3 separate regions of the Homo sapiens genome follow, and regions 1 and 2 are each linked to region 3. Evidence: chromatin contacts called from ENCODE Hi-C or POLR2A ChIA-PET data. All regions are on one chromosome and are shown on one strand. Each heading gives the region's core, a stretch centred on a gene start or an enhancer-like site at or near the end of the contact. The rest is flanking DNA. Distances are from core to core; before and after follow the strand shown. Region 1 holds the start of LINC00377 (long intergenic non-protein coding RNA 377). Region 2 has its middle 7.7 kb from the start of LINC01038. Region 3 has its middle 110 kb from the start of SPRY2.

Evidence for each region. A loop is a pair of places that touch in the nucleus more often than their neighbours do. ChIA-PET counts read pairs that join two places held with the same protein, here RNA polymerase II (POLR2A). Pooled maps may share reads with other maps.
Region 1: a map of chondrocyte shows a loop between it and region 3 (2.9-fold over the local background). The contact joins the promoter of LINC00377 here to the enhancer-like site in region 3. A Hi-C loop is called at or near these places in 1 of 168 maps with a recorded cell type or tissue (chondrocyte). POLR2A ChIA-PET finds 5 or more read pairs at or near these places in 1 of 52 experiments (GM12878).
Region 2: a map of GM12878 shows a loop between it and region 3 (2.7-fold over the local background). The contact joins two enhancer-like sites. A Hi-C loop is called at or near these places in 1 of 168 maps with a recorded cell type or tissue (GM12878), 3 of 37 single-sample maps with no recorded cell type and 4 of 50 pooled maps.

The regions. Positions count from the first base shown.
Region 1 is chr13:81,017,105-81,020,329 of GRCh38, reverse strand. LINC00377 (long intergenic non-protein coding RNA 377) reads right to left here and starts at 1,939. Exons shown (of 4, transcript NR_125770.1): 1 at 1,870-1,939. RefSeq lists an enhancer at 3,047-3,225.
Region 2 is chr13:79,810,539-79,813,702 of GRCh38, reverse strand. No RefSeq gene overlaps it. Among named protein-coding and RNA genes, the nearest start is that of LINC01038, 7.7 kb to the right of the region's middle. Within about 2 kb of position 1,507, at least 4 of the 41 ENCODE cell types and tissues checked have a DNase peak (open chromatin) inside an H3K27ac peak, as active enhancers do.
Region 3 is chr13:80,452,728-80,455,701 of GRCh38, reverse strand. No RefSeq gene overlaps it. Among named protein-coding and RNA genes, the nearest start is that of SPRY2, 110 kb to the right of the region's middle. Within about 2 kb of position 1,266, at least 2 of the 41 ENCODE cell types and tissues checked have a DNase peak (open chromatin) inside an H3K27ac peak, as active enhancers do.

The DNA.
Region 1 (3,225 bases), core at 690-3,189, 560 kb before region 3:
GTGTCTCTCGGCAATATTCATAACAGGTCTTACTACAGAATGTCATTCAGTAAAATACTCTGTGCATGAGTTTGAATGTAATAATTTTACTAATAAAAAATCAGTGCAATAAATCTACTGATTCAGCATTAAAATTTACCTCAAAAAAAGAAATAATTTGTCTTGTCAAAATACCGTTTCACCACTAACTAGACACTTTTTCAAAGTTTCACTTTTCTAAAGGATTAGATATGGATCTCATCCCATAGGATAATCAGAAAGCTTGATAAATCAGTGTTGTTTATATTCAAAGTATATTTGAGACTTCAGAGTTTATCAACTGCATAAGAGAATTAAATGAATAATTTTTCAGTTGATGTTAACATAATTTGTGGAAATCATCCTGTGTTCATATCATATGCAGTTTTTTAGGGGGTGGGGTTAATATTAATTAAACTGTATATGTAAAATTTGGGCTACATGCATTATCTCATTCAATCCCGACAACATCCGCATCAAATAAATATATTTTTCTTCTTTTCATGGATGTAGAAACTGGAATTTAAATAGGCTAATTAGTTAACTATCTTGGTTTATTAAATACTTAATTTGTGCCAGGAGCTTTCCTAAGCATTTTATACATGTTACCTAATGTTATGGCTACAACTAGTTAGGGAAATACACATACAGAGAGAGAGATAAACACACAGGGGGAAAATACATTTTACATCAGAGAGTTACCTGACCAAGTACTACACTTCTTTTGCTTTTCTCTAAGACCAACCCAATGCTAATTCCTTGACTTATCTATTTTTATTTACTAATGTGAAGCAGAGATTAGGTGTTCAATAATTTTGTTTTGAAAATATGACAAATGAATAGGAGAATGATAGAGATCTCAATTTATTTGAGATATCCCTATGTTTTACAATCAAAACTGAGTAAAGAGGTTTCCAAATTATGAACTATTTAATCAAAAAGTTATTTTTGAATTTTAATTTATGTGTGAGTACATATCTTTATCTGTTTTGGTTTACTCGTGTCTGCTTCCCCTGACACCATGATTTATAGATATAAGTGAAAGTAAGATATGAGTTATTATATGTGCACACTGAGATTGTGCAAATTGCATGTAGCTATGGATTAATATAGTTAGAGGTACGGAATTTTCTGTTCTTTTTGTACTCTACTGACAGATGGACCCACTGTTTTGCTGGAAAGTGGAGCCAATTTGTCTGGCTTTGAAGAAAACAGGAGAAAAGAGGATATACTGGGGACACTTTAATGACGGAGAAAGAGCAAGCCATTGGCCCAGCTAATAAAAGTTATTGCTAATATTTGTTTATCATGTATTAGATGCAAGTTTATACTGTTTATCACCATTTGATGTTTAAGTTTTGTTTACTGGAACTCAAAATTGAGGTGGAAGTAATGCTTTCTGAAAAAAATGAATTTAAAATGTTTACATCGTGGAAAGAAAAAGAACTCTGCGGACCTATCAGTTTGTTGGGGCTGCCATTTGAAAGTAAACCAATTCAGGTTGCTTGAACAACAGAAATTTACTTCCTCATAAATCTGGAGGCCAGAAGTCCAAGAGCAAGGTGCCAGCAGGGTTGGTTTTTCAGAGACCTCTCTTCTTGGCTTGTAAATGGCTGTCTTCTCCTTGTGCCTTTACATGGTCTTTCTTCTGTCTGTGTCTTAATCTTTTTTCTTCTAAGAATATCAGTCCTATTGGATTAGGCCCACATCAGTGACCTCATTTTACTTTAATCACCTTTTAAAAAATCTTGTCTTTAAATGAGGAGCTGAATGTTAGAAACTCAATATATGAATTTGGGGAAGGGGACAATTCAGCTTATAATAGGAGATGGTGTAAAGGTAAAGAATCACCTGGCTAAGTCATCTGCATTGTAGTACTCATCTTTTGATGTAGACAGGTACCTCAGTCTTAGTACTGTGGAGGGCATGGGAGAGGTAATTTCATAGCATCCTGTCTCTGCAAATCCCTCTTGAGAAAACTGTAGAGAAATATATTCAATTTAGGGAGAAAATTGACAATACATTATATTATTATTAATTCTAATAAAATAGGACATAGAAATGCATAAAATATTTAGTGAAGTATTTTAAATATATAAAAAGTAATTTATATTGTGTTTTAATCTAATCTGGCTAAAATTATTACTAAAAATATTGAAAAAATCAGTTTGAAGGAAATGTATACAGTCAACATTTTGTGACAAAAATGTTCATATCTATGTATTTTTGGACAATGACAGCTGCAATATTATCATAAATGTTTAGCAATTCCAAGCTTGAGGCAAACTCCACAGATAGAGTAACTGTAATTTATTAGGTGATGGAAAAGGAGAACATGATAGATTGACTTAATCTTTCATTCTACACTTTTCTATGTTTAAGCTCAAGAAGAATGCATCATAAATACCATATGTTTTCCTAACACCTTATACTACTAGTAGCTTTATTTTTTTTTAGTCTAATCTTTACTCTAGAGACTATTTTCAGTTGAGAATCTAATAAATATAAGTTTGAGAGGTATGTTAGCTAATTGTTCACTTTTAACTAAAACACTAGAGGGCACCCTTTCCTTCTGTTAGAACATGTCCTCCTCTTCTAAATTACATGCCGTGGAGACACAAAGGATTGCCAGGTAAAAACAATATTCATTTTATTTTGTATTTTTATGGACTTGCTTTTATATTTAACCGGTAATAATTTTGCAGATCCCAAAAGTCACAGCATATTATTTTAAATGATATTAAGATGATTTTTAACGGAAATGAATTCTAAGCCGGAAATGTCAGTGTCACAGAGCTAAAGAGTCAGATGTCTCCCTAGTGTCACGACAGTGAACAAAAATAAGTCTGTGTTTGGCATGACTTGTGGTGTTTATGTAGTATAATTTATCTTACATTTCTGTGTTTAGGATTAGGAATTATTCGTACTGAATGTGTATTCCTATTTTCTACGTTCTCAAATGAATAGCACACTACTGCTAGGTTAACCCAGTTTGAAACAAAATGCAAACAAGACTGACCTAGAGGAAAGAACAAAAGTTGAAAATTCAGTGAGGACCCACCAAATAACAATTGCCAATATTTATTTAGTGTCTGTTTTTGTCAATCACTTGTGTAAGCATTTTAATTACAATATTTAATTGATACTACATTGAGTCATTATTTACTATTTTCATTCTTATTCAATATAGAATAAAATATAGTATTA
Region 2 (3,164 bases), core at 258-2,757, 640 kb after region 3:
CTCCTAGATATCTACCAGGGAAGATGAAAACATACATCCACACAAAAACCCATACATGAATATTTATACCAGCATTATTCATAATAGCCAAAAGGTAGAAACAACCCAAATGTCTATCAACTGATCAATGACCAAACAAAACATTATACATCCATCCATACGATGAAACATTATTTGGCCATAAAAAGGAAGTACTGCAGCCAGGCGCAGTGGCTCATGCCTGTAATCCCAGCACTTTGGGAGGCCGAGGTGGGTGGATCACGAGGTCAGCAGTTAGAGACCAGCCTGGCCAGCATGGTGAAACCCCGTCTTTGCTAAAAATACAAAAAATTAGCCTGGCATGGTGGAGCAGGCCTGTAATGCTAGCTACTCGGGAGGCTGAGGCAGGAGAATTGCTTGAACCCGGGAGGCGGAGGTTGCAGTGAGCTGAGATCATGCCACTGCACTCTAGCCTGGGCGACAAAGTGAGACTCTGTCTCAAAAAAAAAAAAAAAAAGAAAAAAAAAGAGGAAGTACTACCACACGCTTTGACACGAATGAACCTTGAAAACATTATGTTAAGGGAAAGAAGGAAATTACATAAGACAAAGACTATGTATTATATAATTCCATTTACATGAAATATCCTGAACAGGCAAATCCATAAAGACAGAAGGCACTTCAGTGTTTGTCTGGAGATAGGAGGGATGGGGGGTAGTAGCTAAAAAATATGGGGCTTCTTTATGAGGTGATAAAAATGTTCTAATTTTGGCTGTGGTGATGGTGACATGTATCTGTGAATATACTAAAAACCTTTGAATTGTGCACTTTAAATGGGTGATTATATGATATGTGAACTATATGTTAATAAAGATGTTATTTTAAACTTTTCTTTACAAAAGTAGGATGTGCACCCCAATGGCACTGTAAACAATTTTCTCCCATAGCTATTCCATTTTCACACTACTTTCTTTCTAATTCCTATTTCTACTTCTCACTTCCATTTATCTTACACTTAGGTTTCATTTCCCCAGACCTACATTTCTGGTTCAATACCCTGCTTTTGAAACCTTCCTGTGAACCCTTTTAATGAGCTACAAGAGTTTTTCAACCTAAACTGTATGATGTTTACTGGCATTTAAGGTTTTACTTTCCTTACTTCTTCAGGTTAGGTACACCCTCTGTCAATCCTCAATACTAAGAAACCTCATCCAGAGAACAACTAGGGGAAGACCCCAGAGATTAATATGAGCTAAACACACAGTCTTTCCTGCTTATTCACATTAAACTACCATCCTTAAAATACACATTTGCATCTCACATATTTTAGCCACCAGAAATTTCCAGGAAATTTCTCTGTTTCTTACACTAACGGGTGTGGATCTAGTATCTTCCATCTTCAGATCTGTCTCAACTCAACAGTCTCTGAATATACAGAAAAGGCTCCTACTTTAGAATGGTAGTGAGGGAAACTGAAAGTGGCATTTCAGTTGAGTGAGAAGAAGCCAGCCATGCAAAGACCTGGGAGAAGAGCATCCCAGAGAGAGGGAACATCATGAATGACTGGCTGAATGCATGAACTAGAGATCCAAGGGGCATAGGAATCCAGAGAAAAAGGCAATCCCTCGAGACTAGGAATTGGAAACTTTGAAAGGCTTTTGCAAGTAGGTAAAACTGGAGCAGCATATTGGAAGAAAGGACCAGACTCAAACTCATTAAAGGAAAGGAAGGCATTCCAGGCAAGGAAGTGGAAACAAATGAATCTGGACTATACTACGTGAAACAGGTCAGGCAAAGCGAAGGTTGTTAGAGGATTGTTTCCTAAATATGACCAGCTCTGACCTTGGTTTCAGCTCTTTGAAATTCCAACACGACATCCTAAAATGGCAAAGAGTCCCATTTGTGCCCAGATTGGGTCACCGTTTCTGTGTGGCCTACACTTGTGCCTTATTACCTGCAAGAAACACTTGTTATTTTAGTTTTGCGGAGACAAAGAATACCACTTTCCATTGGGCTCTCTGGGTTGTAAAGAAACCAGTTCTCCCCACGTTGGCATTAGTATAGTGAAGTGCAGGATCTCTGAAAGAAGAAAGGGGCAAAACAAACTTAAGGTATCTCTTAAGTCTTCCTGAGGATAAAAGAAAGAACCAAGCTCATTATTTCCAGGGTAAAGTTAAAGTCCTAATCATCAATAGGAAAACTTTCCTCCTTTCAGAATTGTGTCCTTTGCTTCCTTTTTAGTCTCAGAAAAACTTTATTTTTCTAGAAACAGAGGGCAGAACAGCAACTTCCACTGTCTCCAGCCCTACAACTGATACTTTGCACTGAAAAAGTTACTTGCTTTAGTCAGACAAAGAACTATCTTTCTTCTGCTATTAACCATGGTTATTTAAGACTATATGTAAACGCAATACTGTTTTTAACACGATATTTGGAAAAGAAGATATGAAGAAGAATTAATCATGCAGAGAGGCAGAAAGTGATTTTTACTTAAAATTCACAATATCCATGTCATTTTCCCTGGGGGAGTTTATTTCAAATGCTACTTAGTAATTTTTCAAGACAGAAAATGATAAAGCCTGTCTGAGGGAGAAAAGGAGAACAAACTCCATTAATATCAACCCTCAGCCCCCACATATACCCCCACCTCAGGCCCCCATACTTCTGGCTGCCTTTCCCTTACAAGTGTATCTTTGCCTGGAAGCTAAGAGGTGGCAAGAGCATTTGTGGCTGAAAGATACTCTTATAGTTCACAGTAAGCATTCTTTGCATTCTTTAGATTTTTAAATACAGCAGCCTCAAGGGGAAGACCAAAGAAAGAGCTGCCCGTTTATTATATGAGGTGAGTAATAGTGGACAACAATAAAAAGAAAGAGGATTTCCGTGTCTTTTTTTTTTTTTTTTTAACCTCCCTTCTCTGTGGGGAGGTCAATTCCGGTTTGATAACCTGTGCATAGACCACGTGCAGTGGGTGGGAGTCATCTCAGAGACAGAAGAAAGGTGGATCAAAAGCATCTGCCATTTAAAATGCTCCCAAACCAATAGGCAAGCTTTGGAGAAATGGCTGCATATTTTTAAGACTCTACCAGTTACTAGAGCCTTTAAAGAACTCAGGGAGACTATGAGACCCTCTGAAGTCAGACCCTATCAAGTCACGGTCAAGACGCCTTCAGGCATCTTTAAAA
Region 3 (2,974 bases), core at 17-2,516:
CTACTTCCTTGGTGAAATTTATTCCAAGTTATCTATTTTTCTGGTAGCTATCGTAAATGAGATGGATTTTTTAAATCTAGCTCATTGTTACTGTACAGAAATACTGATTTTTTTTTTTTGAGATGGAATGTGGCTCTGTAACCCAGGCTGGAGTGCATTGGCACCATCCCAGCTCACTGCAGTCTCTGCCTCCCGGGTTCAAGCGATTCTCCTGCCTCCGCCTCCCAAGTAGCTGGGATTTACAGGCACCTGCTGCTGTGCTGGGCTAATTTTTGTATTTTTAGTAGAGACGAGGTTTCGCCATGTTGGCCAGGCTGGTCTCAAACTCCTGACCTCAGGTGATCCACCCGCCTCGGCCTCCCAAAGTACTGGGATTACAAGTGTAAGCCACCGTGCCCAGCCAAAACACTACTGATTTTTGTATGTTGATTTTGTGACCTGCAACTTTGCTGAATTTGTTTGCCATTTCTAAGAGGGTTGTTTTTTTTTTTTTCCAGTTTTATAATGTGTTGTTCTTTTTAAGTTCAGGGGTACATGTGCAGGATGTGCAGTTTTGTTACATAGGTAAACATGTGTCATGGAGGTTTGTTGTAATTTCATAACCCAGGTATTAAACCTAGTATCCATTAGTTCTTTTTCCTGACCGTCTCTCTCCTCCCACCCTCCACACTTCAATGGCCCCAGTGTGTGTTGTTCCCCTCTATGCATTGGTGTGTTCTCATTATTTAGCTCCCACTTATAAGTGAGAACATGCAGTATTTGGTTTTCTGTTCCCACATTAGTTTTCTAAGGATAATGGCCTCCAGCTCCATTCATGTCCCTGCAAAGGACATAATCTTTTTCTGGCTGCATAGTAATCCATGTTGCATATGTACACATTTTCTTTATCCAGTCTATCATTGATGGGTATTTAGGTTGATTCCATGTCTTTGCTATTGTAAATAGTGCTGCAGTGAACATACGTGTTCATGTGTCTTCATAATAGAACAATTTACATTCCTTCAGTTACATACCTACTAATAGGATTGCTGGGTCAAATGGTCTGTCTTTAGGTCTTTGAAGTATTGCCACACTGTCTTCCACAATGGGTGAACTAATTTACACTCCCACCAACAGTGTATAAAAGTGTTCCTTTTGCTCCACAGCCTTGCCAGCACCTGTTATCTTTTGACTTTTTAAAAACAGCCATCCTGACTAGTGTGAGATGGTATGTCATTGTGGTTTGTGGTTTGGATTTCCATTTCTCTAACCGTATTTTGATGAAGTTTTTAGGCTTTTCTATATATAACATTACATCATCTGAAAAAAGGAACAATTTGACTTCCTCTTTTTTCAATTTGAATGTCCTTTATTTCTTTCTGTTGCCTAATTGCTCTGGCTAGGATTTCCAGTACTATGTGAAATAAGAGTGGTGAAAGTGGCCATCTTTGTCTCATTCCAGTTCTTGGAAGACAAGTTTTCAGCTTTTCTTTGTTCAATATGGTGTGGTCTTGTTATATTTTGCCTTTTTGTGTTAAGGTATGTTCTTTCTGTATAATTTTTAAGAGTTTTCATCATGAAGGGATGTTGAATTTTATGAAATGCTTTTCTGAAATGTTTTTCTGCATCTATTGAGGTGATCATATGGTTTTTGTCCTTTATTCTGTTGATGTGATGCATCTTATTTATTGATTTGCACATGTCAAAACATCCTTGCATTCCTAGTAAAACTCCCACTTGATTGTGATATATAATCTTTTTGATGTGCTATTGGATTTGGTGTGGGAGTATTTTGTTGAGGATTTTTGCATCCGTGTTTATCAGTGATACTGGCTTGGCTTTACGGTTTCTTTTGTTGTTGCTGGTTTTTGTTGTTTTATGCTTTTGGTATCAGAGTAATGCTGGCCTGATAGAATGAGCTAGGAAGAATTTCTTCCTCTTCAATGTTTTGGAATAGTTTAAGAATTATTGTTAATACTTTTTAATGAGTTTGGTAGTATTCATCAAGGAAGCTATCCAGTGCTGAGCTTTTCTTTGTTGAAAGAACTTCTATTACTGGTTCAATCATATTACTTGTTATTGGTTGTTCAGGTTTTCTATTTCTTTGTGACTCAATCTTGGTAGGTTGTATGTGTCCCGAAATTTATTCATTTACTCTAGGTTTTCCAATTTTTCAGTGTATAGTTGTTCATAATAGATTCTCATGATCCTTTCTATTTCTGTGGTATCAGCTGTAATACCTCCTTTATTATTTCTGATTTTATTTGGGTATTCTTTTTTATTCTTAGTTTAGCTAATGGTTTGTTGGGATATTGTTTTTTCTTTTCATTTTGCTCATCTTTTTATGTTTTTAGTTTGTTTTGGTTAGTTCTGCTCTGATCTTTATTTCTTTCCTTCTAGTAATTGGGGTTTGGTTTGTTCTTTTCTTCTTGAGGTACATCATTAGGTTGGCTATTTGAAATCTTTCTACATTTATGATGTAGGTGTTTATTGCTATACACTTCCCTCTTAACACCACTTTTGCCATATTCCCTAGGTTTGGGGATGTTGTGTTGCTATTTTCCTTTGTTTCAAGACTTTTTATTTTCTTATTTTCATTGGCTTGTCATTCAGAAGCATGTTGTTTAATTTCCATAGATTTACACAGTTTTCAGTGTTCCTCTTGTCATTGGTTTCTAGTTTTATTCCACTGTGGTCTGAATACATAGAATAGGTACTTGATATAGTTTTGATTTTTTAAAAGTTGTTGAGACTAGTTTTGTGGCCTAACATGTGGTCTATCCTGGAGAATGTTTATGGTGATAAGAAGAATGTGTATTCTGGAAGGAGCAGAGTCACTGGCAGTGACAGAGGCAAGCCCCAGGTAAACCAATCCTCAGGCCACTGCGGTGGTATATTTGTGTGCCAGGTGACTCCACTGCTGGAGAAAGCACGATTGTTGGTAGCAGTAATGGATCCTGGGCAGGCTGGTCCTCAAGTCCCTGGGGAACATGCA